7 separate regions of the Mus musculus genome follow, and regions 2, 3, 4, 5, 6 and 7 are each linked to region 1. A link is a loop called in an ENCODE intact Hi-C map of the cell type or tissue named here. Cell type or tissue: left cerebral cortex. All regions are shown on one strand. Region 1 holds the start of Fstl4 (follistatin-like 4). Region 2 overlaps Fstl4 (follistatin-like 4). Region 3 has its middle 41 kb from the start of 9530068E07Rik. Region 4 has its middle 46 kb from the start of Hspa4. Region 5 has its middle 45 kb from the start of Gm30366. Region 6 overlaps Fstl4 (follistatin-like 4). Region 7 has its middle 58 kb from the start of Gm30366.

Region 1 (4,000 bases):
GAGGTTAGGTCGAAAGTGACAGAGGTGTTTGCAATTTAGCTGAGCACATATGAAGAGCTGTGGAGGAAAGAGAGAAGAGAAGAGAAGAGAAGAGAAGAGAAGAGAAGAGAAGAGAAGAGAAGAGAAGAGAAGAGAAGAGAAGAGAAAAGAGATGGAAAAGCCAGGAAGCTGAGGTCTTAGGCCCAGGAGAGGAAAGTGTCTTGTTTTAGGAACAAGACACGTTCCCGGCTCAGCCTGGTCAGGCTTGGCAAATGTCACCTGGGAATCTTGTAAGCGTCTCTAGTTGGGAGTAAAGAAAACTTTGCTCTTTCACAGGTAGTTGGTTCTCAATGCAGGGAGGAGTGTTCCCTGAATATTGCTTCAGGGACATCTCTCTTGGTGCAATGTACCGACCCCGTAAGGTTTCACGAGAAATGGCCGCTGATTGAGAGCAATCCTGCGCTTTGAGCAAAGCACAACCTTGGGGGAGGCTGGCCCGGAAAAGAGCTTAGAGGAGAGGAGGGGTAAGTGGGAAAACAGAGGCAGGGGGTTGTCACCTGCTGAGCTTCCTGGGAGCCAGGGGAAAGAGAGCTGTCTGGCCCAGGTGGTGCAGGGAACAGGGAATCCTCGCGCTCTGCTTGCGCGCCGGGCTGCTCTACACCTGCCGCGGGGTCTGACCCGCAAGCAGGCGGGAGGCGAGCACAGGTGGCGGCGATTGGGCAGGCGGGGCCCGGAGGGTGACGTCACGGGCTCCGGTCCCGGCGGCAGAAATAGGGCAGCCGCGGCAGCGGTGGCACAGCGGCGGGCGGCGGAGGCTCGGAGAGCTGGAGCTTGGACTATCTCTAGCACGCCAGGGGACCAGCCGACAGCCGGAGACGACCCAGCCGAGGACGCGGGGTCCGGGTCGCCGCCTCTGTCGCCGCCACGGGGCGCTCCCTCCCTTCCACCCGAGTCCGGCCACCTGGTCATTCCCTCGGCCCCGGCCGCCGTAGGTAAGCGGGTCGCAGCTCCGGAGAAGATGCGGGTGTCCGAGTCGTGCCACCGCCGCCAGCTCGTCCCGCTGCTCTCCGCCCGGGTCCCGACGCCCGCAGCTCCGCAGCTCGCTGCAGGGCCCGGTGCGGGCGTTCGCAGGTTCTCACTGCCCACGCCTGGAGAGCCAAGTTTGCGCGCCTGGCTACGGGCACGGGACCACAGGGCCGGGACTCGGCAGGGCCACCCTGGATGCGCTAGGACTGGGGGCTTAAAGCTGGGGTACATGGGGTTTGACACCCGGGGATCAGCGGTGGGGAACGGAGTGATCCTTATAGGCGCGCGGGGCGCCACGCAGAACTGCTCTGGCTGAGCCCGAAGCTCGCGATCCGCACCGAGACCCTGCAGGCGCCGCTCTTGGGCTCTGAACCCCCGGATGGCCTCAGCCAAACCCTAGCGACAGACCCTGGCTCAGACCTGTGCCCTTGGCTGGGATCTAGAGTGCGGGGCGGGCATCCTTTGCACCTTCTTCCCCTCCGCTTTGCGGGGAAACTTGCGTCCCCTTGTCGCAGCCCAAAGATAATCTGCGCCTCTCTTGGCCCTCGTTATCCCATGGCCCTCAGTGTAAGGAGCTCAAGAAGAGGGCATCCTAGCAGAACCCTGCCCTGGGGACCTTGTGGCTTTCATCTTGCGAGGCCACAGTTGTTGCCAGTAAGCAGCTGCTGTAACCCACTGGGAAGTCTCTAGGGAGCAGTTTGTCCTGAGGATATTTAGGTTGGGGGTGGGTGGGTAGGTGCTAAGAGCAACTGTGCTGACTGACTTCGGCCCCTCTTTGCTCCACCGAAGGAAGAGAGACCATTTCTAAGTTTCAGAGGAGACCTGGGAAACGCAGGCAGAGCGCTGCTCTTGGGGCGCATGTCGCCTGGAGTTTGGGTAGCACTGCAGCACGAGGCTTTGAGCACTCTCTGCAGCTGACAAAGCCGTGTCCCACTTGGCTTCCCCTATGTCTGCCACCTGAGGACTTCCTGTCCTGAAACTTGCAAGGGAAGAAACTGACTGGCAGCGGTCGGTAGGGCTCGTGGTGCCCAGAATTTGGCGAGCGTCTATGCTGTCCTTTGGTCAGCTCAGAGTTCTCTGGGAGTTTCCCCTCGCCCCCACCAGGTCTGCATTTTCTCCCAGAGCTGGTCCACCTTGCCCTGCCTAGAGGACTTCCCTCCAGATAACCGTCTCTTGACACTGATGAATAGCGCTTCGGTAGTCTCCCCTCCGTCCCCTCTAGGTGTCGCTTCTATCGAGCTTTCCATGAGTGAAAGACAGCGCCAGTAGCTTTGGTCTGTTGTCCTAGTAAATCTGTTGCAAGCCTGTGCTCCAAGAATTGTACTAGGTACCCTCCCCTGCCACGAGGTACCCAAATCCACCCACCCCTTTATATGCCTTACACAGAAATGGGGTACTTGCTAGCCAAAAAATCCGTACAGAGAACAACACCCCTTGGCATTTTCTAAGGAGGAAAAAAGTGGGGGGGGAATGAAGAAGACGTCAGGACTTTTCCAGAAAGCCCTCAAGTTATATTCCTGCCCAGCAGCCACTGGTGATGCAAGGGAGAATTTTAACAGTCTGTTCTCGTCCCTGATACTGGCCAGTATCTGTTCCGGTCCCTCTGACTCTGAGGATAGGCTCTGGTGTGGACATTGGTGTGGAAAGCAAACGAGTCGGGGAGTGACTAGGACTTGTGTGGTATCATAGCCCCAGCACTTCTCTGGCAGAACCCAGTGACTTCCTGTTTCAGTTGTGTGAGAAGGGACCTCAGGCCCAGGTTATTCTGCCACTGTCAGCTGAATGCTGGCTTTCTTCCTCCTATCATGGGGCCCAATACCTCACTCTTCCCAGGAAGACTTCAGCCTGAACCAAAGGTCATCCAGGGAAAGGGTCCATGTGTTAGCAGTCCTAATTATGTTGTCCCGGGGGCTTTTACTTTTCCTCTTAGAATTTGATGTCACCAAGTTTTGTTAATTGCAGAAAGGTTCTCCCCATCCCAACCCCCTTTCCCAGAGTGAGACCAGCTCGCTGAACTGGGCAATGTCAGGACTTTGATTCCCCTGGTTGTGCCCAGTAGGTGAGAGAAGGAGGGAGAGACTGGGTCACTCACTGTGCTTTTCCTTCTGTTAAGGAATTGGAGGACCGGTTTATTTACTGTGTCCTCATGTGATGGTCTTCTATTTGACTTAATAGCCTGTTCCGGGAACTGGTATTGAATGGTTACGTTTTCACAAACCTGTCCCAAGTGTCTACCCTACCTCTGGAGGTATCTTTTCTCTCCAAGTCCCACCTTCTTGCTTATGTGTAGTTACCATGTTTTTCCAAACAAGATGAAATTAGGTATTTCAAGAGAGTGTCTCTCTTAAAGTGTTTTGCCTCTTACTGAATAATACTAAGACATGGAACATCAAATATAATGGGAAAACCACGGTTTAAAGGACATATTTAGGAGTTATCTGAAGGTTGGACAGATAAGGGTGATAGAAGCTGTAGGTGAATGTGTAAAACTTCAGTTCCAAGATGAATGCCATCAATTTACACATTGCACATGGAAGTATTTAGGTCTTCAATTCACCAGTTGTTGGATAATAAGGAGTTCATAATCAATAGAAAATTCAACTTAGGGCAGATGAGATAGCTCAGTGGGTAATGGCACATGCTCTCAGGTTTGAGTTTGAGCCCCAAGATCCACACGTGGAAGAAGAGAACAGACTTCTGCCAGCTGTTCTCTCACTTTTAAACATACACACACACACCCAAATAAATAAATGTAACAAAAACGTAGAAAATACGATGCCACTTAATTACATTGTGCTGCAGTTAGCTTGGTAGATGCTTATCTTCTCCAGGTTGGAATTTTTGGGGCTATTTGGGGAAATTTGACGTGCTTTTCCTTTTTCCTAAAACACACGCAAATCAAAACTAGAGTCTAAACCTTTCAGCAGAAATTATGATGTAGCCACTGGTTTCAGGTTGAGTTTGTGCAGTCCCCATTCCCCCAACATCAGGCAGA
Region 2 (4,000 bases), 270 kb after region 1:
GCAAAGAGGAATGTGAAATTGTGTTTGGTTTCTATTCAGGTCTATCCCTGTCACCAGTGAGATTGTTTGATTTGTTCTCTCCCAAGGATCAGAGCTTGGCAGGCTCTTTAAAACCATTGCCTTTCCTTTCCTTTTCTCCATTCCTGATGTTTGATTCTAAACTTCTGGTGTGGTCGACAGCAGAAAACCCCACAGCGGCGGGGAGCGCTGCCTCCGCATGCTTCTGAGCATCTTTCATCCTCCAGGCGCAGGAGAGCTAAGGAAAGAAAATTTGGACATGCTGCAGCTGTTTAAATGGTCCTCCATACTGTAGAGTGGGACGGAACAATGTCGCACACTGTGGTGATGAAATGGCCTTCCTAGGATACCCTAAAACCCAGGGTCTGACAGGAATAAAATGAAACATAAACTTTCCCAAGGCTACTTTTCAAAAATCTCTTGAAAACTGAGAAGCTGCCCTGTGGCTGTCCCCATGTGTGCTTCTGGGTTGCAGGTAGACCCTCTGGCCCAAATCTTCCACACAGTTCCAGAAACAGCACCTGTGACCCCATACAGCACCAGACAGGGCTGTGGACTCGTCTTTATTCCGCTTTGTAGGGACATCCACCCAAACTTCAGCCAGGGGGAGTTTCTAAGCAGTCCTGGGCTCAATATTTGGATCCTGAAGATGGCTGCACTGTTGTAAATGATCATCCTGCCATATGTGTAAGAAACTTCTAAGCTGGGCAGTGGTGGCACACGCCTTTAATCCCAGCTCTCAGATAGAGGCAAGCAGATCTATGTGAGTTGGAAGCTAGCCTGGTCTACAGAGTGAGTTCCAGGACAGCCAAGGTTATATGGAGAAACCCTGTCTTGAATAAAACAAACAAGGGGGGGGGTAGAAACTAATGTATGAGTCATGTGCTAATACTTTGAATCACTGCAGTGAGTCTAGATTCTAGGTGCTGGGTTTCACCTGGCATTTGTCACCTTGCTATATGTAATAGGTCCTCTAGGAAGGTGACAGGAGTGACCTGGGAAGCAGGAAGAAGGACATCTGCTGGGTGACCAGAGAGGAGTTGGAACTAGTATCTCCTTTTGCAGTCAACTGCACCATAACTTTCACTCATCAACACTCTGAGGACCCACTGTGTCCTTGTGGCTGCTCCAAGCCATGCGGACACAGAGAGCAGACGCTATCTACCTGCAGTCCATTCTCTTCCCTCAGGGGGCGTGCATGTGAAGATGCTGAGGTAGAGGCATGGAGGACGAGACTAATGTGATAGGTACTAAACAGCTATAAGGAAGGCTGGGGAGAGGATGGTCAGAGTGCTTATAACCCAAGCGTGAAGACTGGATTGGGAACCCCGGCATCCATGTAAAAAGCCAAGTGTAACACCAACATGGGGAAACCGTGATAGGAGAATTTCTGGAGTTTGTTGGCCGGTCAGCGAGCTCCACTATTGCACTATTGAAAATTTAAGGGAAAGAGCAATCAATGAAAGCCTGGCCTTGACCTCTGGCCTCTCTGTGCACAAGCACACAGTACCCAGAGAAAGGAAGATAGGCGAGTGGAGTATTGCTTCCATAAGGAGGGAGGTATGGAATAGGAGACAACAGTGGAGCCTGGGCTATGTGCTGAAGGGAAAGCAGCCAGGCCAAAGACCTGGAGAAAGAGATTCTAAGCAAAGCTTAGCACATGCAAAGGCCCCAGGACTGGGAGGAGCCTGCAAGTCCAAGGCAGCAGATGCAGGCCAATGTGGCTAGAGCACCGGAAGTGATAGGAAAGTTAATGGCAGATGAGGCGTCAGCAAGGAACCTGAGGGCGTGGGACCTGGCAGGCCACAGTGAGTCACCTGGGTTGCCTGTTTACATTGGCAGTGGCAGTGTCTGCATGGCAAGGAAGGGGACCTGAGGATTGAATCCACTGCTTTGGTGGGTCCCATGGAACCCTGGGGGTCAGGAGCCTTGCATTTTGCAGGATGCCAAGGCAGATGGTGACCGTCAGCACCCCCACACCCCACCCACCATGGCAACCTTTTCAGCCTTCAGCGCTCTGACTAACTGGCCATTCTTCCTCTTCAGCACACTCTGAAGATGCTCTGTTCAGGAGGAAGTTGAAATGGCCAGCCCCTCTAATAACAGAATATTGAAAAGGTCACAGCAGTGCAGCCAAGTTCTCCCACCTACAAATCACAGAGAGCGGCAGCTCAGATAACTCACTCTCCTGACAAATCAAGAAGCAAGGACTGAAGACCACACCACTGATTAGGGCTCATCCAAATCCAAGGCCTGGGGAGAAATCGATAGAGAGAACATGGCTGTCCTGTGGTGCACAGGGTCGGAGCAGCAGGGATGCTGATTAGCTAGCTGATCAGTAGGTGGGAGACATGCTGCCCCCTGGTGGCTGCTCCCAGGACAGCGGGAGGGCCTGCCTTGTTTACCATCTCAGTTAGGAATGCTTCCAGAGGCAGTTACACTCTGCCCCAAAGTATGGAAAAGAGCCTTTCCCCAAATCATTACTAAGTAAAATGTTTGCCACTGAAAATCCAAAAATTTTATTCCTTTCTTTCCATATAATGTGTGTCCTTTCCTATTAAGAATTATTTTTCTGGAAATTAGCTTTTGCTCAGACCTGATGGATCAGACACCTAGGGGATCAGACCTATAATCCCAAGTACTTATGAAGCTGAGGCAGGAGGATGGAGAATCAAGGCCTGGCTAGAGAGATGACTCAGTAGGCAAGAACACCTTCTGTGCAGGCCTGGTAACCTAACTACAGGTGCGGTTGGATGCTTGCCTGCCACACTCCCTGCAGTGGAGGATGGAAAGAGAAGGAACTCTGGGGCTGGAGTTTGCTGGTCAACAGCCTAGCTCAAAGTTCAGTGGGAAACTTGCATCAAAGGAATGAATGGAGAGTCATGGAGCAACATGCCTGATTTCTTTCTCCGGCCTCTCTACAAACAAACAGGCATGCACATATTCACAAACACATGTGTGCATACATACACTCTCACACACATGCACACCTGGATATATACTCACACATGTGTGCATGGTCACATACACACACACACACACACACAGAGAGTCAGTCTTTGAGGAAAAAAAAAGCAAGCAAGAATGTGTAAAACTCCATCCTCATAAAGCAAAGACAGGTTTACAGCTTAATTTACCATGTAGCTCCACAAACAACGTGAAAGGAAAATGATTTAATTAAAGACTGGACAATTAACCTGCGTGCTAAGAGAGAGGACACCACACCGCCAGAGTTCCTGCATGCAAGTCCTTGTCTGTGGGCATTGGCTTCAGGGAATATTAATGGGTCCACAAAGCTGGATTTGAAGTGGAAAACTCACCTTAAGAAGAAATCTGAGAAGATTAGGAGAGGGATGAATGTCAGAAACGACTCTGATTAAGCCATGATAAAGCACGCCAGGAGCTGGGAGGGAGAGGCGGTACATGGGAGCTCTTTTTAAAACCATAGGCCCCAAGATTGCAGTGGGCTTTGGAGATAAGGGGACTGACATTTTGAGAAGGGTTGATTAAAAGCTTTTCGGCACAAATGCTCATTTTCACTGGGGGTTGAACACAAAAATCCATGGAGTAAATTGAAATTCTGAATGCTAAGAGAAGACTCAAAGATTTACTGCCACAAATTCAATTAAGTGGCAAAAAAAAAAAAAAAAAATGGAGCATCTTCTTCAGGGTTCATTTAGACACTAGCCTCATAACTGCCCAATTTCCCACGTCTGCTAATGGGATAAGCCCCACAGGGACCTCAAGTCTGGACAGGAGGACCTTAACTAAGGGCCAGTGTGCAGCCAGGCCCTTGGCACGGCACAGCTGATGTCTCCTTGACTAGAGGATTCGATGTCAAGTAGAAACACGCTCGGTGATCCCCACCCCCACCCCGAGGTTCCAGGCCTTGAGTCAACAGGCTTTACTCACAACCCACCTCATGCCTCCAGAAACACTTGACCTCAGGGATGATCAGTAGTCTCTAGTCTCAGCACTAGAG
Region 3 (4,000 bases), 330 kb before region 1:
GAACTGTGGGCAAAGGGGAGCGAGCCTCCGTTATTTGTGATCCCGGGCTGGGTCATGGTGATCCGGAGCTGTCACCAGCATGGCCTCCTCTGGTGTAGGACATAGTTGATGGGGACCTTGTCCTTCCTCAAGCTACAGTGCAAGTGACCTGCCTATGACTCAAAGCTGTTGTGTTCCCTCTTCTCATCTGTCATTCAAACATCCCTCACTCCTCTCTGGAGTGGAGACCTTGGTGTTGACATCCATGTGTTTACTTGTGTGTGTGTGCTCAGAATGTCTTTGGATCATAAGCTCCAGGAGGACAGAAGTTCTGTCCCTTATATCCACAACATAGCCCCTCCCCCCAGACATGCCTAGGTCAGGGTGAGAGGCACAAAATACTGATCAAATCAATAAGCCAGAAAAAAAAAAAAAAGGTTGTTGCTTTAAGGAGACACAGGCTGACGGTGTGGAGGAAGACAGTGAAGCTTTTTTTTCACTTGAAAGAAAAAATAATCCAGCCGTACGTGGGGGCTCACAGCATTTGGGAGAGTGAGGCTGGATCATCGAGAGTTAGAGGCTGCAGAAGCGGGCTCTTTTTAAAAATCCAAAACTATTTAATTTTTTGTTAGCATATTTATTTGTGTGTGTGAGAGAGAGTTTGTGAGTGTGTGTGAGTGTATGTGAGTGAGTGTGTGTGAATTTGTGAGTGTGTGCGAGTGTGTGTGTGAGTTTGTGAGTGTGTGTGCACACACATCCGTGGCACAGTACATATATGGTGGTCAAGAACACCTTGCCGGAGTTGGTTCTTTCCGATCCAGTGCATTTGGGAATCGAACTCAGATCTTTAGTCTTGGTGGCAAGCTCCCATACCTGCTGAGCCATCTTACTGATCTCCACTGACTTCCTTGTGTCCTTTATTGTCTTTTAATTTAAGATCTTCAAAGCCAGCCTCCCCCTCTTTATCCTGGTATTAACCTTCCCACAGTGGATAACTTGGATGTCATGGTTTCTTCCTTTCAGCAAAAGCCCCATGTCGGTCACCATTCCCAGCCCATGATATTAAGGAGGGGAGGACCTGGTTGGAAACCAGAGAGTAACAGCATGAGCTCCGGCCATAGTCTGTCTGGACTCCGGTTCTTCATGGTTTTGGGAAGGCTGTTTGGGACTGTTAATCATCACTGTCAGCCTGACTGGAGTTTGAATCACCTTTGGAAACACTCTTTTGGCTTCTTCTCTGAGTATTTCTAGAAAGGTTTAGACGAAGAGGGAAGACACCCTGAATGTCACTGGCACCTTCTCCAGAGCTTGGATCATGATCTGAATAAAAAGAACCGGTTGAGCTGGGCTCCAGCGTTCATCCCTGTTTCCTTCACGAGGGCACAGTGTGACTGGCTGCCTCCCATCCTTGTTGCTGTGCTTCTCTCCAGGAACTGCACTCAGACAGAGTAGACCTTTCCTTCCTTAAGCTGCTTTTGCCAGGTGTCTTGTTACAAACAGAAACCATGAGTAAATTACTAATACAGCCCCACACGGGAGGTAGAGACAGGCGGGATCGCAGTGAGTTTGAGGCCAGGCTGGTCTGCATAGAGCGTTCCAGGCTAGTCAGGGTTACATAGTGAGACCCTATCATAAGCAAACTAATCCACCCACCCACAAAACACAGCTCCCTAGGCGACAGGTGCTGAGGGAGCACGCTGAGGAGGGAGCTGACTCCTGTAGCCATGGAACTTCTCCAGGAGCCCATTGGAGCAGCGGCAGATCTTTAGGTTCCCGCCCACGTTCCCGCCCACAGCTCCCAAGGCCTGACTGCTTTACCTTCTCCCTGCAGGTTCACCCCACACTTGTTTGATGCTTCTCCAAAGAGCTCCGTCTGCTTCCCTCACCACTCCTGACAGGTGGCTAACACAGCTCTCAGGGACGCCTCCAAACACCAGGCGGCACCTTCCACAGAACTGAGTAGGCTTTTGTGTCTCCCAGTCCTTATTTGCTACAGTCGCAGACATTTGTATGGAAGCAGAATCTATGTCTATAAAGAGCTCATCTGCATGGGCTGCCTTGTAAGCAGGCGCTGGGGGACAATCTGCTTGGCCCTGGCACCCACTCACGTGGCTCTGTGGCTCCCCACACACGGCCCCTCCAGCCTTTGGGCATCTTCCAGCTGGGATTTATGGCCCAAGTGGGTCTCCTTGGGTAACAGAACATCTGCATCAACATTGTACCACTGTGCTTTGTTGCCAAGCATATATCCAGACCTGAGCCGGCCCTCCCTAGTCTGTGAGTTTGTATGGTGATATTCTTGGGGGGCAGGGAGATCTTGTTGGCTGGCGACTATAGACAGGCTAACAGAAATATAGATGAGCCCGGCGGCAAAGGACATCAAGAGAGAGGGCCAAAACCTGAGTGTGGCATAAATGTAAACGCTTCGTGGCCCATCTCCTACGTCATACAGTTATCAAGTACTCTCCTTTGCATCTGGTGTTTCCAGGAGGCTGCAGCACACTGAATGCCGTGCAGAGTCCAGTGCTGACTTCTGGCCTCTTTACATGGCGATAGTGGGAAGATTAGCTGAGCTCATGAGGATTGTACCCTCGGGCCAGGGACAGTGCTCTCTAAGAGGAGAAACCAGAGCCCCCCCCCCCCCTCAAAGGTGAGAGGAAATGGCATGTGGCTTCCTGCAAGCCCGGAAAACCTCTTAAGAGCTGCCTTGTTGGCACTGTGACCCTAGGCTTGCAGCTTACAGGACGGTGAGAAATCAAGCTTTTGTTGAAACCCTTGGTCTGGTGCTTTGCTATGTATGACAGTCTGAGCTGACCAAGGTAGTGGGAAGCTCTGTGTCCCAAGGACCCTGCTGTGCACCAGTGGGCAGTGGGCAGGAGATTCTAAAGAAGGCCATTCTGGGAAGGGACACCCAGATGGCTTCCATCCTGAAGATGGGGGCTCTCTATGTCATGTGGTTCAGAGCAGACTTGCTTTGGAACTCCCTCTTCATCTTTATAGAAGGTGGTGTCCCAGGTGCAGACTAGATCCTGGCATGGCCACATCAGCAAGTGACAAGTGAACACTGTGGGTTGGAGACTGCACTTTGACAGGCACGGTCTAAGTGCTGGGAAATGGTGTGAACCAACTGGCCATCCCCAGGGAATCCACATCCTAGTGGAAGAAGGAAGACAGTGACCACGCAAAGGTGAAGTGACTGGGCCCATGAGGTGGCTTAGTGAGTAAAGGTGCTGGCAGCCAGGCCTGTGACCTGAGTCCGTTCCCTGGGGATCCACATGGTGGAAGGAGAGAACTGAATTCTGCAAATTGTCCTCTGACTCCTCCATCCCCACCAAGAAAAAAAAAAGTGTCAAAATTTATAAAAATCAATTGAGCAAAAGGTAAGGTATATTAGAAAGTTATGAATATGTATTAATTTTTCTCATTACTGTGACCAAATACCTGACTCAGGTGGAAGGGTTTACAGTTATTCTGGTTTACACTTCAGGGGAAGTAGAGTCCATCGTGTGGCAAGACACGGGGCAGGAGCCTGAGGTCCCACGGTGTCTACAGTCAGTAAGGAAAGGACAGACAGGAAGTGGGGCCACACCATCATCCCAGGTGATTCACTTAATCCTAAAAACTTCTACGATTCAGAACGGCACTGCCTGTTGGGTGCCTACCAGTACCGTTCACAATCAAACAACAGAATGGTTGGGACCAAAAGCTGAAGTTTGGTAGAACTCATGTTGGGGAACAATAAAATATGGAAGCCAGATGATCAAAAAGGCAGGTTTTGTTTGTTTGTTTGTTTGTTTGTTTTGTTTTTTTGTTTTTAATTGTCAAATTGACAGTCTTGAGTTATCTGGGAAGCACAGAGTCTCAATGGTCATTGCCTAGATTAGGCTGACCTGTTGGTAAGTTTGTGGGAAGACACTGTGGATGGCACCATTCCCTAGGCAGGGCATCCTGGATTGTATAGCGTAGATGTGTTAGTTAGGGCTACAATGGCTCTGACGAAACATCATGATCAAAGCAACTT
Region 4 (4,000 bases), 490 kb after region 1:
CTATCTGTGATAGCCCCAAGTCCTCTCTGACGGTTGCCATGGCATTTGGGCCAGAGCTCCCCTGTTCCCCTGTGGATGCCCTGTCCTGTACCCAAAGCACATGGTGGGTGGGGTGCCCGCCACGCAGCCCTGCCAGATTGTCAGGAGCCATTTATTTTGTAAACTCAAATTAGCAGGAAGCAATTTTGTTAATAGTCAGAGCCACTTGATGAGTTGGCTCTGATTTAGGGCTCCTTTCGAAAGCATCTGTGAAAGCTGTATAGAGCAGGCTGAAGCTGGATCTGAACTAATGGAAATGGTGTGGCGTGGCCAGCTGACCCAGGAACAGCCCCTGAGCAGCCAGGATCCCTCATGCCAGAGAGCCATTCTCTAGTTTGAGGGAGGGATGGCTTACTATGTATGTACCTGAGTCAGAACGCTGGAGACGACAGGCTCGGTTAGAAAGGACAACTGGGGCGGCAAAGGTAGTTCAGGTGGTAGGGCTGCTAACCCAGCAATGATGAAGCCGTGGGTTCAGTCCCCAGCACAACATAAACTGGGCAGAGTAGTGCATAACTAGGATCCCAACACTTAGGACATAGAGGCAGATTGAGTTCAAAGTCCTCTAGTGGATCTGAGTTCAAGTTTGAAGCCAGCCTGGGTTACATGAGACCCAGTCTCAAAATAAATAAAATGGCTAGCCTGTACCTCAGTTGGTAAAGGTTCTTAGCTAGTGCACGTGAAGCCCTGGGATAGAGTCCTGTGTCACAGAAGGAACAGAAAGTAGCTCAACTCCAGCCCAGAGGCTAACAGCCACTTCTCCCAGGGGGAGGGTTCTGCAGTTGCTGGGCCCTCTCAGGACTTACCCTGGCTTGCTAGAGACAGGAAGGAAGGTTCTCCTGAAGCTGTGGAAGCTCGGGACTGCCTGGGACCTGCTGAGACAGGGGAGGGTTTCAGGCTGATTCCAGGTAGCATAAATGTCTATGCCAGTCTCTGTCAACCCTGGTATATTGGTGTCTGTATATGCTGCTTGCTGTCTGTCTACCCACTCCAGTGTCTGTCTACCCCAGTGTCTGTCTATCCCAGTGTCTGTCTACCCACCCTAGTGTCTGTCCACCCCAGTGTCTGTCTACCCACCCCAGTGTCTGTCTACCCACTCCAGTGTCTGTCCACCCCAGTGTCTGTCCACCCTAGTGTCTGTCTACCCACCCCAGTGTCTGTCCACCCCAGTGTCTGTCTATCCCAGTGTCTGACTACCCCAGTGTCTGTCCACACCAGTGTCTGTCCACCCTAGTGTCTGTCTACCCACCCCAGTGTCTGTCCACCCACCCCAGTGTCTGTCTACCCACTCCAGTGTCTGTCCACCCCAGTGTCTGTCTATCCCATGACTCTTCAGTGTTTACCCTAGTGTCTACCCCAGGTTAACATCAGTGCAAGAGTCTTCGTTATTACCCAGTAACACCACACTTTAGTGGTCAGATCTCTAGGTGTGTCTTAGTTACTTGCATCCAAGTACTTGACAGAAGCAACTTCTGGAAGGAAGGGTTGGTTTGGTTAAGGGCGCTGCCCATCCTGGTGGGGAATTGCATGCATACGTGGAAGCCACAGGTCAACCTTGGGTACTATTTTTTCCTGAGGAGGTATCCTCCTTGGTTTTCAACTCACATTCTCTCTCTGAGGCCCAGGGCGTGGCAAATGGGCTAGGCTGCTGGGCAACAAGCCCCAGGATCTGCTGCCTCTGCCACCACAGCACTAAGATATAGGTGTTCACCGCCACATCTGGCTTTTTACACAGGTTCTGCAGATTGAACTCAGCTCCTCGTCCTTGCACAGCGAGCATTTTAACCAACTGAACCACACTCCCCAGTCTCCACGATCTGCATTTTTCCATTTTTTTAACATGTCTTTATTATTTTTATGTATGTGGGTGTTTTTGCCTGTCTATGTCTACATGACATGTGTGCAGTGCCCACAGAGGCCAGAAGAGGGCACTGGATCCCTTGAAACTGGAACTACAGATGGCTGTGAGCCACTGTGTGGGAGCTAGGACTGGAACCCAGATCCTCAGGAAAGAACAGCCAGGGCTCTTAACTGCTGAGCCATCTCTCCAGCCTTCAACTTGCTGGTTTTTTAATTCACTCCAGACCCATGGGGTGGTGCCACCCACATTTAGGGGAGCTCTTCCTTCTCTAGGTGAACATCTCTGATAACAATTTCACAGGCACTCTGAGGTGTGTCTCCTAGGTGATTCTAAGCCGTCAGGTTGACGGTGAGGATGAAACATCACAACACAACAGATTAGTGACTAACACTCTCACGTCTAGCTGTTGTGTGGAACCAGACTGATTTGGCTTTACTTCACTAACCCAAAGATGGAGGAGCCACCTTCTCTTCTCCAAATTTCTCCAAACCTGAAGTCTGAATGGTGTGCTGATTCTGACCTGCTTGGCAACAACCTACCATAACAAAGAAAGAACGATGGCGCCCCCATGTGGCAGCATTGGCATTGCAGCTCGCAGAAGACCAGAGCTGGCTGGAGAAGAAACTTAAGAAATGAGAACTGGGTTTGGTGAGATGACGAGCGGACCTGCCCCAAATCTGAGGACCTGGGTTCAATTTCTACACCTTACATGGTGGAAGGAGAGAACTGACTCCTAAAACGTGTATCTGGCCCTCACAAGTGTGCAGTGCACACACAAAATAAATAGATGGAATAAAGCTTTACAAAAGAAATGAGAGCTACTTCAAAACCAGTAGGCCCCTTCATCCACGGCCTTGACTTCCTGTTTTAGTTCCCTACAGTTAGCCATGATCTGAAGGCATTAAGTGGAAATTTCCAGAAATAACTCGTGAATTTTAAATTACATACTACCCTCAATAGTGTGCAGAAACCTCATGTTATATGGCTCAATTCTTCCTAGGATACCACCCATCCCTTTGCCCAGCCTTGTGTGCTCTGTACTCCACTAATATACAGCATACTAGTACACTATATAGTACAGCCTATAGTGTCTATTATATACAAGACAGAACATCTCAACATTCTCTCAGTACTGTTCATCTCTTACCGCCCTTTCTTTCCCCCTGAAATAAAGCCGTATAGATTCCAGGCTGGCCTAGAACTTACTAAGGAACTACCGTGACCTTGAATGCCTGATCCCCTGCCCTTCAGTCTGCCTATAGCTGAGACTATAGGCATGTGAAATCACATCTGATTTACCCTCCCTAACTTATGCACTGAATTTTATCAAAGGTACGTATAGGAGAAAATCTAATATACATAGGATTTAGCACCACCACAGGTTCGAAGGGTCTTAGGTGGGTTTCCCCACAGATTTGAAGCGACTATGGTAACACCATGTTGAGGGTGGCTTTTTGAAAGTCCTCATCCACTATGGCAGACACGTGGCTCTCCAGAAGTCAGCTATGCTACTGAGCTTATAACGAGCACCAGCTTTGACCCTTTCCCCATCCAGAAAGGGGAGTTGTGGAGTGAGTCCCAGAGCACTGGTGGCTATTCTTGTCGCCATTGAAAATACCGCATCTCTTTAGTCACGGAGAGGCACCTGGACTCCAGTCGCTGCTTCATTGAGAGACCAGGCACAGAGGCAAGGCCCATCACTCAAGCAAGGGCCTTTCCAGACCACTGCATGGGCCTCTTGATGTTTCAGATACTATAAAACCTCCTGTGAAAGCTACTCTTGATTATCAACCTAACGGAATTTAGAACCCCCTAGGAGGCACACCAATATGTACCTGTGAAAATATTTCCCTGAGGTTTAACTCAAGAGGGAAGACCTGCCCCAGAGCAAGCAGAACCATGCCATGGGCCAGGGCCCTGAACTGAACGGAAAGGGGGCAGAGTGGGGTGACCCATGACTCAGCTCTGCTTCCTGCATGCTCTCATCACCCCACCCGCACCAGGATGGACTTGTGCCCTCAAACTGTGAGCCATCAAAGTCCTTCCTTAATTGTATTGCTTTTGTTAGGTACTTGTATGAGCAACAACAACAACAACAAC
Region 5 (4,000 bases), 230 kb before region 1:
CTTGGTGGCAGTTGATGGCTTGTGGGCGCATTCCGTGGCAGCCTCTGTAATGGGTACAACTAAATGGGGTATTCCCTTTCCTCTCTCTCCCCGCCATGTTCTCTTACTTACACACCCCCTTCCGGTAGTGCAAGAAGTCCCCCCCCCCTTCCCCTGACTCAGGCCAGGGGATCAAAGATAGCCTGACTACATGAAACATCTCCTTCCTTCTGTGAACCCTAAGGAGGGACCTTCCACTCTGCCTCATGGGTCTGAGTTGCCCCAAGCCCTGGTCATGTCTGTCTATGGCATTAATAACCATGCTAATAAATCTTCTACCCAAAAGGACAACCTGCGTCAGTGTCCCCCAGAACCTCGAGCCTGAACCTTCTATAACAATAGTCTGTCCTAGAGTCTGTGGTTCACCCTGCCTCACTTATATGGCTATATCGCAATAGTGTGTCCTTGAGCCAGTCAGTGAGGGTGAAGGGTAGAACGCCTCAATACTTACACAGCAAAGAAAGGGACTGCAGAGTCTTCCCAGCTGGCCCTGGCCTCACTTGTGTAGGATGGTGGTCACAGGAGAGCTAGCTGCCTTTCCTAGGTTCTAGCCAGGTAGTGCCTGAGGCTCTCAGCATGGGCCAAGTGTTCAGTGAACACAGGTAAGAAGTCACTTTATATTATAGGCTAAATGTTGAGCGTGAAGTCCCTGCCGCCAGGGAGCCTGCAAGTAGGGAGGTGAGTGAATGTGGGTTCATGGCTACATGACATACTTGGAGACACGCCAAGTGCTGAGAGCCTCGGGTAGCCCCAGGGAGGTTGCTAAAAGGAGCACATTTTAAAAATTAGGTCTGTTGCCATAGCTCCGGGTGGGTCAAAAGCACTTGCTGACAAGCCTGACAGCCTGGGTTTGATCCCTCTATCCACATGATGGAACCCCAGCACTTGGGAGGCAGAGGCAGGTGGATTTTTTTAGTTTAAGGCCAGCCTGGTCTACAGAGTGAGTTCCAGGACAGCCAGGGCTATACAGAGAAACCCTGCCTTGAAAAACAACACAATAAAACACAACAAAACAAAACAAAACAAAAAATCCAAACAAACAGAAAAAGAAATAGTAAAAAGGAGGCCATGACTGCTCCCAGGTACGGTACAGGTTTACTGTAGACATGAGAAAGAGCAGAGGCAGAGGCTCTGAAAGGGTCCAGACTGAACATGTGAAGGAAGGAGGGAGGGGATGGGGAGAGGAGAAAGGGAGAGAGAAACCTGGAGCAGTGGACAAGAGGCCAAAAGGTGATAAAAGGTCAAAGGGCCAAGTCACCAACATGTCTGAGTTAGATAGGAATCAGAGAAGCTGTGGGAAGGGAAAACTCAACTCAGCCCCTGGGCTGAGAAGTTAGGGTAGGGAGTTGGGTATGCCAGCCAGAAGGATCCTATATAAGGGGTGGGGACTGAGGGATTTTGGGAAACCTTCAACCAGAGTCCACTTTGATATGTTAATAAGCACCTTCGTTAGCTCTTTGTCCTGTGTTTGAGAACAGATTTCTACAAGTTGTCCTCTGACTTCCTCATACCCACCCCCTGTAGGAACACAATAGGCAAAAACCTAATAAAAATCTGAATAAAGTGTGTGGATTTTAGGTTTGCACATGCCCCCCCACCCCCACCCCCGCCCCGGGTCTTTTAAAGTGGTAACTTCAGTTTCTCTGCAAAAGGGCAGGTTGGAAAACGTAGCACAGAAAAGGTCCATGGGGTTATCTTTATGTTGATGATTAAAGGCTTAGAACAAAAGGCTAGCTAACACTCTAACCAGCCCTAAGTCCAAAGATGTGATGACGACAATGATGACGATGATGATGATGACTGCGACAACGACCTCGCTGCTGCCGCTGCTGCCAATAGCCAATGCTAACGTTGAAAATGAGTCATTACGGGCAGCAGAGTGCGTGTCTCCAGGTTTAATCTCCCGCACTCCAGACAACAGGTGTAGGCTGGAAAGAGAACTGGTGAGCATGCGCACTGGCCCTCTCACTAGGCTGGCTCTGGGATCCCCCCCCCCCCCCCCATCATGTTCATTCCAGCTCACACCCCGGCTTCATCTGAGACAGCCCGGCTCTTCCAAAGCAGCTGGATCAGTACATTTTTTAAAAATCAGAGAAATGATTACAGTTTGTCCCAGATTTCTGGAGCTGAGAGAGTAGTGAGACATTTGCATGAAGGCCTCGGAGGGTCTGGAGTTCTCGCCCGTCATTTATAGCCTTCCTTTTAATCGCTATTTATTTTTAAATATCTATCTAATGTATAATACACACTGAGGCGTTGGAGGCCATCGCCTTCCTTTTTCAGCCGTGTACCTAAAATCCCATTTACAGAGGACAAATAGCTCTTGGGTAAAGAGTCTTCAAAGCAGCAGTTAGCAGCTCTGCCTTCATGGATGGTGCCTATCTGGGGTCGGGGCACTGTGGCGAGATTATTTTAATTCCATTAGAACTCTCGGGGGCGGAGGGGGGGGGGCTGTCTGTCAGGGAGGCAGTTGCTGTTTTTTGCTGGCTTCTCTTCCCTGAGAAGGCTGTATAAGTTTCTTGGGGTGTTTGGGGAGGGGGGAGGGGAAACATGGTACCTGCAAGGGTCTGTTTACACTCCTGGTCCTCAGTAAGGCTGGAGGGACCTGCCAGTCTTCTCTTTGAACTTCAAAGGCTTGCTCCATCAGCGGGTCTTTCCTGTGGCGACTCAGAAGGGTGTTGGCTGAGTTTGTGTCTGTGGGTATGAGTGCCCTGGGCCATGTGGATTTAAGAAGGCAGCTCAAATATTCTGTAAACCAGACCGTATAGACCCAAACTGTGTCTGATTCCCTGGTCATACACAGATGCCAGGTCACACCCCAGTTTGGTGGCGTGGCAAACCCTGCCAAGGGAAAGGGAGGAAAAGAGTGCTTTGGTCTGGAGAAGAGGGACACCCGCTTCAGTTAAGGGAGGGGTTCCAAAAGGAGGTGATGCCTAGTTTGAACACTGCTGGACAACGAGCAGGTGGGGACCTTTCTCCTGCATGGGGCACGGGTTTGTCTCATGCAGGCTTGGCACTTTGAGAAGAAATGTTGTGGGGTCGGGACATGGCCAGACCCGAGCATCTCAGAAGACTGGCATCTGGCTCCAGAGTCCAGCTGGCATGTTGAGGTAGTTTGGGACAGGAGCTGGAGAAAGCGTGTTTCTTGTCCTCAGACACTTGGACCAGTTAAGGGAGAACATGGAGTGGGGAAAATGGCTGTCATATCTCCCAGAGAGCTTGGCTGAGAGGTGCTGCTTGCTGGGAGGGAAAGCAATGAATTATTTTACTAACTGCAACAGCCAAGAAATGTTAGCGAAGAACCCATATCCAGGGTGATGTGGGGACAAGGCTCCCCAAATGGCCTCTCTTACTGAACCCCCACCCACTCTGGGATCATGGGCAGATGGGCCTTGATATCAGATTCTCCTATGTAGGGTACAAGGGCCCAGGGGTTCCTTTTTCTTTGTTGAACATGGACGAGGCTCTTTTCAGGACTTGAAGTCTACATATTCCTGCTGTGGTGAGGGTGTGGGTGTGGGTATGAGGATGGGGGAAGGGGCTGGGAGGTGCCAAGTGCCTGAGGCATCTTCTTCAGGAACAAGAAGGCAGGCAGGGTGTGAGGAGACTAACTCAGTGCTCTGTGGTATCCTTGAGAGTGGCAAAGCTTCTTGGCCTTATGGCTGGAGGGCTTTGGATCCTAGATAGGAGGTTTTCTAGCCTCTCAAGGAGCTGCATCCTGGGGCTGGAGAGGGCGCTCCCTGGAGGCTGGACCAGCTTAGTGCCCGGTTAGTGTCCCAAGGAGGAGCCAGGGATGGTAGAGGCTCACCTGGTATCTGGAGGGATAGTGGCCTAACAAGAGAAGCAGCTACTAGGAAGCTTGGGCCCTGGGCAGCACTTCCTACACACACACACTTTCTCCTTCTCATCCTCATTATCCATGTCCTCCTCTTCCTCTCCCGTTTTGTGCTCCGCTGTGACA
Region 6 (4,000 bases), 380 kb after region 1:
ATGGAAGCATCCCCCACCTCCTCTCGCTTAACTACTGTTTAATACTGAAGTCTCATCTAATTACTTTCTCTAATAAGGGCAAATACTTAGAAAATCGCTTTTTAATAGACAAACATCATGTCTTTAAGTAAAATTGTCTCTTTCCCCCCAAAATGGATGTGCACCCATACAAAGAATGGTCTAATCTGGCATCTGTTTATTTCTGGAAGGAACTTTGATTTTGCTAATACATTTCTATGTATCAGAGGAAAAAAGCTATCCATTAAAAAACAATTACAGAGATGCAATCAAGCATTGATAGCAGTATTCAGACACATCTCAGGAAGCATTCAGAAGAGGAAAGATTGCAGGCTTAGTTTTATGTAGCTTCTTATAAATCAATGTTTAAAGTAATTCTCTCACATCCAATGAGGTAATTTGATTTCTGCAGCCAGTATTCATATCCAGAAAACAATATGCATTTCGTTCTGTAATTATATGATGTCTATTGTTTTAGCCTAGAGAGATTATTTTATTTATTACAGAGGCGGGCTCTCCCTGAGCTGACACCACAGGCGGCGATGTGCTCTGTACTTAACAAAAGAGCTGTGAAGCATCTGGCCAGCTCTCTGGTCCCCTCCAGGCTGGTACAGTTCCTCCCACTGGCTCACTACTCCAGGAGTATGCTCCTCTTACAGGAAACAAGGACTTGTTCTTGAGAGGCAAGAGAAGCAGGCGGAGGCTAAAGACTCTTTCAGGGGTGCACAGTCAACAGTCTGGGGTTCTGCACAGGGATTTCTATCTGCTGCTGCCCTGAGACAAACCTCCAGTCTATCCTTGAAGGATAAGCCCTGACCTGGAGGATGTAGAAGCACTGAGTCCCTCGGAGGGCTACACCACAGAGAAGGGTTAGGCAGGGCGTGGGAACAGAATTATACGGGAGGATGGCTCAGTCAGCAAAGTGTCTAAGGTTGATGAGGACCTAAGTTCAACCCCTGGAGCCCATGGGTGAAGCCACATGTGGAGTGTATGTTTGTCATCCCAGCGCTGGGAAGGAAGAGGCAGAAGGATCCTGGGGTTCCCTGGCCAGCTAGTACAGCCACATCAGCAAGCTGCAAGCCAATGCAGAGATCCTTAGGTGCCGCCCTGTGTGGACCTCTTACCCCTATATGTATCTGCACGTACACAAATGTACATATGCACAAATACTTAGGACCAATCCAGTTGTCCTTCTGCCACCCCCTTTGTTGTGACCGATCCCACGTTTTGACCTTGCACAGCTAATCAACACTTAATCAGATATGAAGGCCAGAGTGGGACACCCAGACTCCATCCCAGAAAGTCAGAATGCGACTGTAATAAACACCACAGAATGTGAACTGCTGGCTTCAGCTCTGGGGACACAGCAGGGACCACAGAGTCTAAGTGTCCCCTCCTCCTTGTGCAGCTTAAATTGAGTGGGTTTCACAGGTGGCAAACATAGTAACAAGGCATTGTGATGCAGAGAAGAGAAGAAGGGGTTGGAATGGCAGTCGGGTGAGAGGTGAGCACCCTTGGAGGAGATAGAGATAAGTGACAGCCTTGGAAGGACAGGGAGGACAGGGACTGCAAGTGGAAGACTCCAGTCATCCTGTAAAGGATGGGCAGGCACCTAAGACAAGGGCAGAGTGGGAAGCCATGGGAGGGCCAGGGCAGCATTGTCACTGTCCCCCAGGCCAGGTGAGGATGTGCGCCCTCTGGCGTTTGCTTGAAAAAAACCTGTTCTGTGGGAAGCCATGTGGGTGAGCACACTGCAGGGAAGACAGGTAGGGGGTCTCTGCTCCACAGATGAGACCAAGGTGGCTGGGTGCAGGGTGTCACGATAGAGGCTGTAAGAGAGAGCAGGTGTTTTCAAATAGATCCTACAGACTACCCCCATGGGACTGGGTGTCTGTATGTTTGGGCATTTTCCCAGAAGATAAAACTAGGTGATATAAATTTGAGATGTTCAAGTCCTTCATATAAAATGGGACAGCATTTGCAGGCCTATACATACCCGCCCCTGAACCATCTCTACATAATGTGTGTGGTGTGGCATGCTGTAGAGGCTAGCTCAACAGTTATTGTGTTATACTCTTCAGGGAATGTTGACAAGTCTGGACAGGCAGCATTTTTCCTGACTATTTTCTCTGCTAACTATCTCTAGATATAGAACACTGGCAATCGGGCGTGGTGGGGAGCTAGCCACTGACTCGAGTAACCTCTTGAATTCTGTGTGCTGACGTTAATGGGGTACCACTCTCAGGTGATCCCTGGGAGTTTGACTTTAGACAGCCACCTCACCTAGACACCTTCTAAGCCTCCAAAATGCTGTGACATGGGTAACTAGCAACCCTGACAAAGTGGGGACCATAGGAAGGGACCACTGGAGCCTAAGATTACCTTCAAGGACTCTAAAAAGACTGTGACGAGGAGGGTCAAGAAAAACTCAAATGGAGCTGGGCGTGGTGGCGCACTCCTTTAATCCCAGCACTCGGGAGGCAGAGGCAGGCAGATTTCTGAGTTCGAGGCCAGCCTGGTCTACAGAGTGAGTTTCAGGACAGCCAAGGCTACACAGAGAAACCCTGTCTTGAAAAACCAAAAAAAAAAAAAAAGAAGGAACAAAAGAAAGAAAGAAAGAAAAAAAGAAAGAAAGGAAGGAAGGAAGGAAGGAAGGAAGGAAGGAAGGAAGGAAGGAAGGAAGAAAAACTCAAATAACCCTGCACTAGACCCAGCAAGTGGCTCTGGCTCTGAGCCTTAGGGTGGAGTCTGACTGCATCTGACCATGTGGAGCATTGAGTTTCCCTCCCCACTGCTCCCCCTAATGATGAGCTACACGTGCCCTAACACACACACACACACACACACACACACACACACACACACACAGAAGGGGCTGCAATACACTTATATTCTGATTCAGGAAACAGACAGAAATCTGTCATCTCAGTATTGATCAGCCTTTAGTTTTTTCATCAGCAACTCAGGGGTGAGCCCTTAGGGCTGTTGTGACACAGGATAAGTCAGCTATCTGCTGTGTTCTTTATGGCCGAGGCTTCTACGGAACAGTAGGAATGGACTCTTTTAAGCAAAGTGATGTTTCACAGTCAGGGTGCAGCATTCCAGAAGCCTCCAAGATGAGAGCATGGTGAGCCATTTTTTTTACTAATTTGGAAAGCAGGAGCCATGTTCACTATCAACCTTCCTGTCACTATTTTGTGCCTTTCTCTCATCCCTCATTGAGTTAAGTTAGCCCAAAAGCATCTTTTTTCTCTTTCTCTCTCTCCTTTGAAATATGAGTTCTTATATCCCAGACTGGCCTTGAATGTGCAATGTAGCTGAGGATGGCCTTAAACTCCTCCTCATACCTCTCTGAGACTCTGGGTCACTTCCTGTGGAAACCCTGGGAATGGCTGGCGCTCTCTCTCCCTGGCTCTCGCTCTTTTTCTCACTCTGTGTGTGTGTCTGTGTGTGTGTGTATGTGTGTGTGTGTGTGTGTGTGTGTGTGTGTGCACGCGCAAGTGCCTACCTGCCTGTCTGTCTGTCTCTGTCTCGTCCTGCCTTGCTCTCTCACCCTGCCTTGTTTTGGTTTGATTTGTTCGCTGTTCCTATCAGTCTGTCTCTCTTCCCTTGGGTGACTCTGACCCCATAAGTTACCCATATGCACTTGGGATCTGGATGGAATTGAACCCTGGTTAAGCAAACTGGAGTCCGTAGATGCCGCCAAACACGCCACACTCATTCATATGCATGTCTTCTCAGCTATTATCATGCTATCATGGCAGAGTCAAGGGGTTGACAGAAACCAGAAGACTGGGGAGGCTGACATGGTTCCTACCTAGCCCTTTAAGAAGGTTTGTCAGCCCTAGCTCTCAACAAGGTCCTCCCTCCAGAATCAAGCCTTGTACCAGGTGAGCGAGATTCCTGTGAAACAAGCCAGCGTCTCCAGGACCTAAAGGGAGTTGGAGGCGGAAGATGTCACGGAGGTGACAAAGGAGGAGGT
Region 7 (4,000 bases), 240 kb before region 1:
GTTGTTTTTCAATCTGCTATTATAACCAATTCTGCGACTATGTTAGCATTCTTGTAGGATAAATTCCCAGAGGTGGAACGACGCAGGCAAGAGGGATGTATATTAGTAACCTTGACAGCGATCTTCAAATTGCCCTTCCTAGGATCTGCACAGTTCATGCTCCCGTCAGCAATATTTAAAGGACCCGCTTCCCCACACAAACACAATGTGTTCTCAGCCTCTTGGTGTCTTGCCAGCCTGGCGGATGAAAATGGTCTGTGCATCTCTATTTAAGTGCTAAGAGACCATTCCCGGCTGCTCCTCCAGCAGTCTTGTGGTTCTGAGCAATGTCTCCTTGGCCAGAACTTTGTCCTGTATTTCTTCCTAAATCATCCATCAACAGGAGGAACAAAATCACCCTAATTGGTCTGAAGTTAATCTGGTTTTACATCCTGTGGTGGGCCTGGGATCTGGGCCAGACCTCCCAGTGCATAGTGCCTGCATGACACTGGGCTACCAATGCTAAGGGGAATGGTGGCCATGGATGGGTAGGTGCTGGGCAGTGTACCCAGTCTCCTAGCCTGTTAAAGGCTGCCTCAGACCTGGGCTGTTAAGGTCAGATAGTGCTGCCCTCATACGCTCCCATTCTTCTGTGGTTGGTGGGTTTTTGGCTGCCCTGGGGCGGGATGATGTCTGTGCTCGTAGGTAAGTTTGTTCCAAGATCAGATCCAAGATATTGGTCGTATAGACCCTGTCACGGAGGAGTATAGGTTTTAAAACTTGCAGTCTGGGTTCAAATCTCATTCAAAAATTGTTATCTGTTTATTCACCCAGCTTCTGTGTGTGTGTGTATGTGTGTGTGTGCGCGTGCATATGTGTAGGCCAGTGGTAAATTGATGGTGTCAACAAACATTTTATTTATTTATTTATTTATTTATTTATTTATTTATTTATTTATTTATTGTGTGTGTGTGCATATGCACACACCAAAGTATTTGCATGGAGGATGGAGAACAAAATTTCAGGAGTGAATTTTCTCATTCACCATGTTGGTCCAAGGGATCAAACTCGGGTCATCAGCTTGAGGGTAGGCACATTCACCCACTGAGCTACCCCATGGACCCTTCGCATTAATTTTGAGACAGGGTCTTTCACCGACTCTAGAGTTCACCCACCAGTTGGGTACACTGGCCAGCAAGCTCCAGGGTCCTCTCTTCTCTACCTCTCTAGGGCTGAGTTTTCATGGTGCCTGGCTTTTTACATGGATGTCCCAGATCAGGGCTCAGGCCCTCATATTTGATCAGAGCCACCTCTTTGTCCCCACACCCCAAGGCTCTCCAAACCTCCGAGTTCTCAGCTGTAAAGCTGAGCCCAGGACAAAGGCTTCTCTCAGGGGACCCTTCCATCACCAAAGTTGAAAGCCTGTGTAGCAAGCACACCACATAGGCTTTCCTGAACTAGGATGTCCCACGTCACAAGACGGTTCTGCTAGGTTTTCTTAGGTCACGAGTCCCTGGGAATAGTTGGGAGGCTCAGTTGTCCCAATGTCCCCAGGCCAGGTGTACAGCCAGGCATACAAAAACTACTTATGGACTGAATGAGAGAGTAGCAATAACTTAGGGCAAATCAGGCTGCTGCACACCCTAACGGCTCGGCATTCTCAGTCATATTGAGGAGGGAGATCCCCAGTACCAGTCCGCATCGAAGCATTCACACACGCGTGCCTCCTGACGACGTGCATGGTTTATCTATGGCATCTACACTGTATTGATTTATCAATGCCCATTTTGCAGTTGGATCAATAAGCCTAATTGCATCTCCGGTTGACATGGGGATACAACCTGTTTGCAGTACGGAGAGCAATCTTGAGTTGAGAACCTGCCCAAGTCTTTATTTGCTTTCCAATTTGTAGCTGCTCTTATGACCAGAGGCCAGACTTTGTTGCTCCAACACCAGGAAGTCAAGGCCAAGTGAGGCCTGAGGGCTCTGTGTGTGTGTGTGTGTGTGTGTGTGTGTGTGTGTGTGTGTATGAGAGAGAGAGTGAGAGAGAGAAAGAGAGCTTTGCCTACTTAAGGAGGAAAATGGATGCAGGGTGCCTGTTTCTGGGGTGGGTATCAGCCCACTTACTCTTGAATCTCTGGTCATGTTTCTTGTTCATTGGACATACTTAAATGCCTACAGTCTGTCCCACACAGTAGGGTCTATTCTACACAGTAGTGTCTGTCTCACAAAGTAGGTCCTACGTTCCACATAGTAGGGTCTGTTCCACGCAGTAGGATCTGTCCCACACTGTAGAGTCTATCCCACACAGTAGGGTCTGTCCCACATAGTACCAGCTGTTATAATGTTGGCAAACAAATGCCTCAATATTCTTGAAGGGCTTTGGGGGATGTTTGAGAGAAGATGGCCAAGCTCTGGCAGTAGGTGGCGCTATGTCAAAGTCTGAGGCCCAAGTGTGGAAAGAAAAAGCTTTTCCTGGGAGCTTCCAAGTCCTCAAATAAAATGGAAAATGATGATTACGCATTCCTGTCTTTTAAAATCTTCAAACAGGACCAAAAGGACTGACTCTGTAAACACAAAGGAATTTCAGTCAATGAATAGAAGAATATCCATTTATTAAGCACCTACTAAGTGCCTGGTACAGTATTAGCATATTAATTCTGCAGGAGTGTTCTTTATATCACACTCCCTTGTCTAATCCATCTCTATTGCTTACCTTTTAGAGGACTACATTGATGAATTGTTCTATTAAAGAAGGATAACGATATTTAAAGTCTTTAATGGGAGAAGAATCACAAAGGAGTTTTTAAGACTAATTTAGACTTGTGTGGAACATTCAACACATTATGCTAATTTTTTTTCAGAAGCTGAACAGCTTAGAAGGGGAAAAAAATCAGCCTGTTTTCATCTTGCTGCCAAAGCTGGTGATCTAGGCCTCATCAATGCTAACAAACGCACTCCTAATAGCAGTTTGCATTTGTTAGGCTGAAGAATGCATCTCTGGAAAACATTATTAGTGCTTACATTATCTTACAGATTACACTCACGTTCAACCCAGGGTCCCAGGAAAAATATAATGGCAGATTGAAGCCAATGGGCTATTTTTATGGGATAGAACTTCATTATTTTACAAAGTTGAAAGACATCTTTGAAGATTCAGGGATATGTGTGTGCATGCATGTGTGTGCATGAGACTGTAGGGTAGCAACACTGCTCTTCTCCCCAGACTGGGCAGAGGGAGAAGCAACCAGGCCCTGCCCCAACTCCCAGGCTGAGTTCGGCCTTGTTGCTAAGCCCTTTTTTTGCTAAACCATAGGCTCCATGGGTTAGGGCACAGGGGTTCTGATTTCTATAGGCACCGCTGATAGCATCAGTCCCCTGGCTGAGCAGAGGCTCTCAACCTATGGGACCAGTAGCCAGAAAGACAGGGTTAGACTAGGAGCATGGAGAACCTACAGGGGCTCATATCCTTGAAGAAAGATGATTCTTCTTTTCCCGGTAGCCATCAGCTGCCAATAGCTCCTCAGCTAAGGGTAGGGTCTCATCTCCCCTTCCCCATACATGCTGGAATACTGACTGGCTTGGTCAAGCATCCACAGCTACTGTGAGTTTATGAATGCATCAGCAGTGCCAGGGGGCTGGGACTTCCTCGATTCCTTTCCATTTGTTAGTGACCCAGTTGCAGAAGCCACCAGCTTCTTGTGGTCTTGTCTCCAGAAGGAGTTTATCTCTGGGCTTCTTCTTTCCTGTACAGGGAAAGAGATACATTCTCTCTGACCACCGATAGATATCACTTCAACCAGCAGGAAATGTGATGTGGCTCAGGTCGGCTGTCCCAGCAGCAAGAAGGTCACGGGAACCTGGGACTTGAGTGGGAGGCAGGGTAGAGAGGGCCTTCTGTTGAAGGAACTGTTGCTCAGACTGTTTTCACACTGAGTATTCACACTGAGTATTCACACTGAGTATTCACACTGAGTATTCACACTGAGAGTCTCCACACTAAGGGTATTCTCGGGGTACA

Evidence for each region. A loop is a pair of places that touch in the nucleus more often than their neighbours do. Peaks named below come from ENCODE experiments on the same cell type or tissue, not always from the same donor. Only the 100,000 strongest peaks of a DNase experiment are listed, where the experiment ranks them.
Region 2: a loop joins it to region 1, with 5 times the contacts of the local background. A loop is called at or near these places in 15 of 42 quality-filtered maps.
Region 3: it touches region 1 in a loop (2.2-fold over the local background); 13 of 42 quality-filtered maps call a loop at or near these places.
Region 4: it touches region 1 in a loop (7-fold over the local background); 11 of 42 quality-filtered maps call a loop at or near these places.
Region 5: a loop joins it to region 1, with 2.9 times the contacts of the local background. A loop is called at or near these places in 12 of 42 quality-filtered maps.
Region 6: a loop joins it to region 1, with 2.1 times the contacts of the local background. A loop is called at or near these places in 3 of 42 quality-filtered maps.
Region 7: a loop joins it to region 1, with 6 times the contacts of the local background. A loop is called at or near these places in 12 of 42 quality-filtered maps.

Annotation. Positions count from the first base shown.
Region 1 is chr11:52,763,912-52,767,911 of GRCm38, forward strand. It overlaps Fstl4 (follistatin-like 4), which reads left to right and starts at 795. Exons shown (of 16, transcript NM_177059.3): 1 at 795-971. In left cerebral cortex, a CTCF peak has its summit at 2,221; DNase peaks (open chromatin) are centred at 712, 1,131, 1,957, 2,230 and 1 more place; H3K4me3 peaks cover 2,793 bases; H3K27ac peaks cover 1,480 bases.
Region 2 is chr11:53,030,178-53,034,177 of GRCm38, forward strand. The region is part of intron 4 of Fstl4 (follistatin-like 4); the gene reads left to right. Among named protein-coding and RNA genes, the nearest start is that of Gm11186, 88 kb to the right of the region's middle. In left cerebral cortex, a CTCF peak has its summit at 2,390 (motif pointing left); a DNase peak (open chromatin) is centred at 2,382.
Region 3 is chr11:52,435,565-52,439,564 of GRCm38, forward strand. No RefSeq gene overlaps it. Among named protein-coding and RNA genes, the nearest start is that of 9530068E07Rik, 41 kb to the left of the region's middle. In left cerebral cortex, a CTCF peak has its summit at 1,921; a DNase peak (open chromatin) is centred at 1,814; H3K27ac peaks cover 295 bases.
Region 4 is chr11:53,252,657-53,256,656 of GRCm38, forward strand. No RefSeq gene overlaps it. Among named protein-coding and RNA genes, the nearest start is that of Hspa4, 46 kb to the right of the region's middle. In left cerebral cortex, CTCF peaks have their summits at 1,916 (motif pointing right) and 2,469 (motif pointing left); a DNase peak (open chromatin) is centred at 2,468.
Region 5 is chr11:52,532,832-52,536,831 of GRCm38, forward strand. No RefSeq gene overlaps it. Among named protein-coding and RNA genes, the nearest start is that of Gm30366, 45 kb to the right of the region's middle. In left cerebral cortex, no CTCF peak of the experiment used is centred here; DNase peaks (open chromatin) are centred at 1,964 and 3,558; H3K27ac peaks cover 1,711 bases.
Region 6 is chr11:53,144,784-53,148,783 of GRCm38, forward strand. The region is part of intron 7 of Fstl4 (follistatin-like 4); the gene reads left to right. Among named protein-coding and RNA genes, the nearest start is that of Gm11186, 27 kb to the left of the region's middle. In left cerebral cortex, a CTCF peak has its summit at 1,718 (motif pointing left); DNase peaks (open chromatin) are centred at 644 and 1,708.
Region 7 is chr11:52,519,713-52,523,712 of GRCm38, forward strand. No RefSeq gene overlaps it. Among named protein-coding and RNA genes, the nearest start is that of Gm30366, 58 kb to the right of the region's middle. In left cerebral cortex, a CTCF peak has its summit at 2,403 (motif pointing right); DNase peaks (open chromatin) are centred at 295, 2,405, 2,920 and 3,576; H3K27ac peaks cover 879 bases.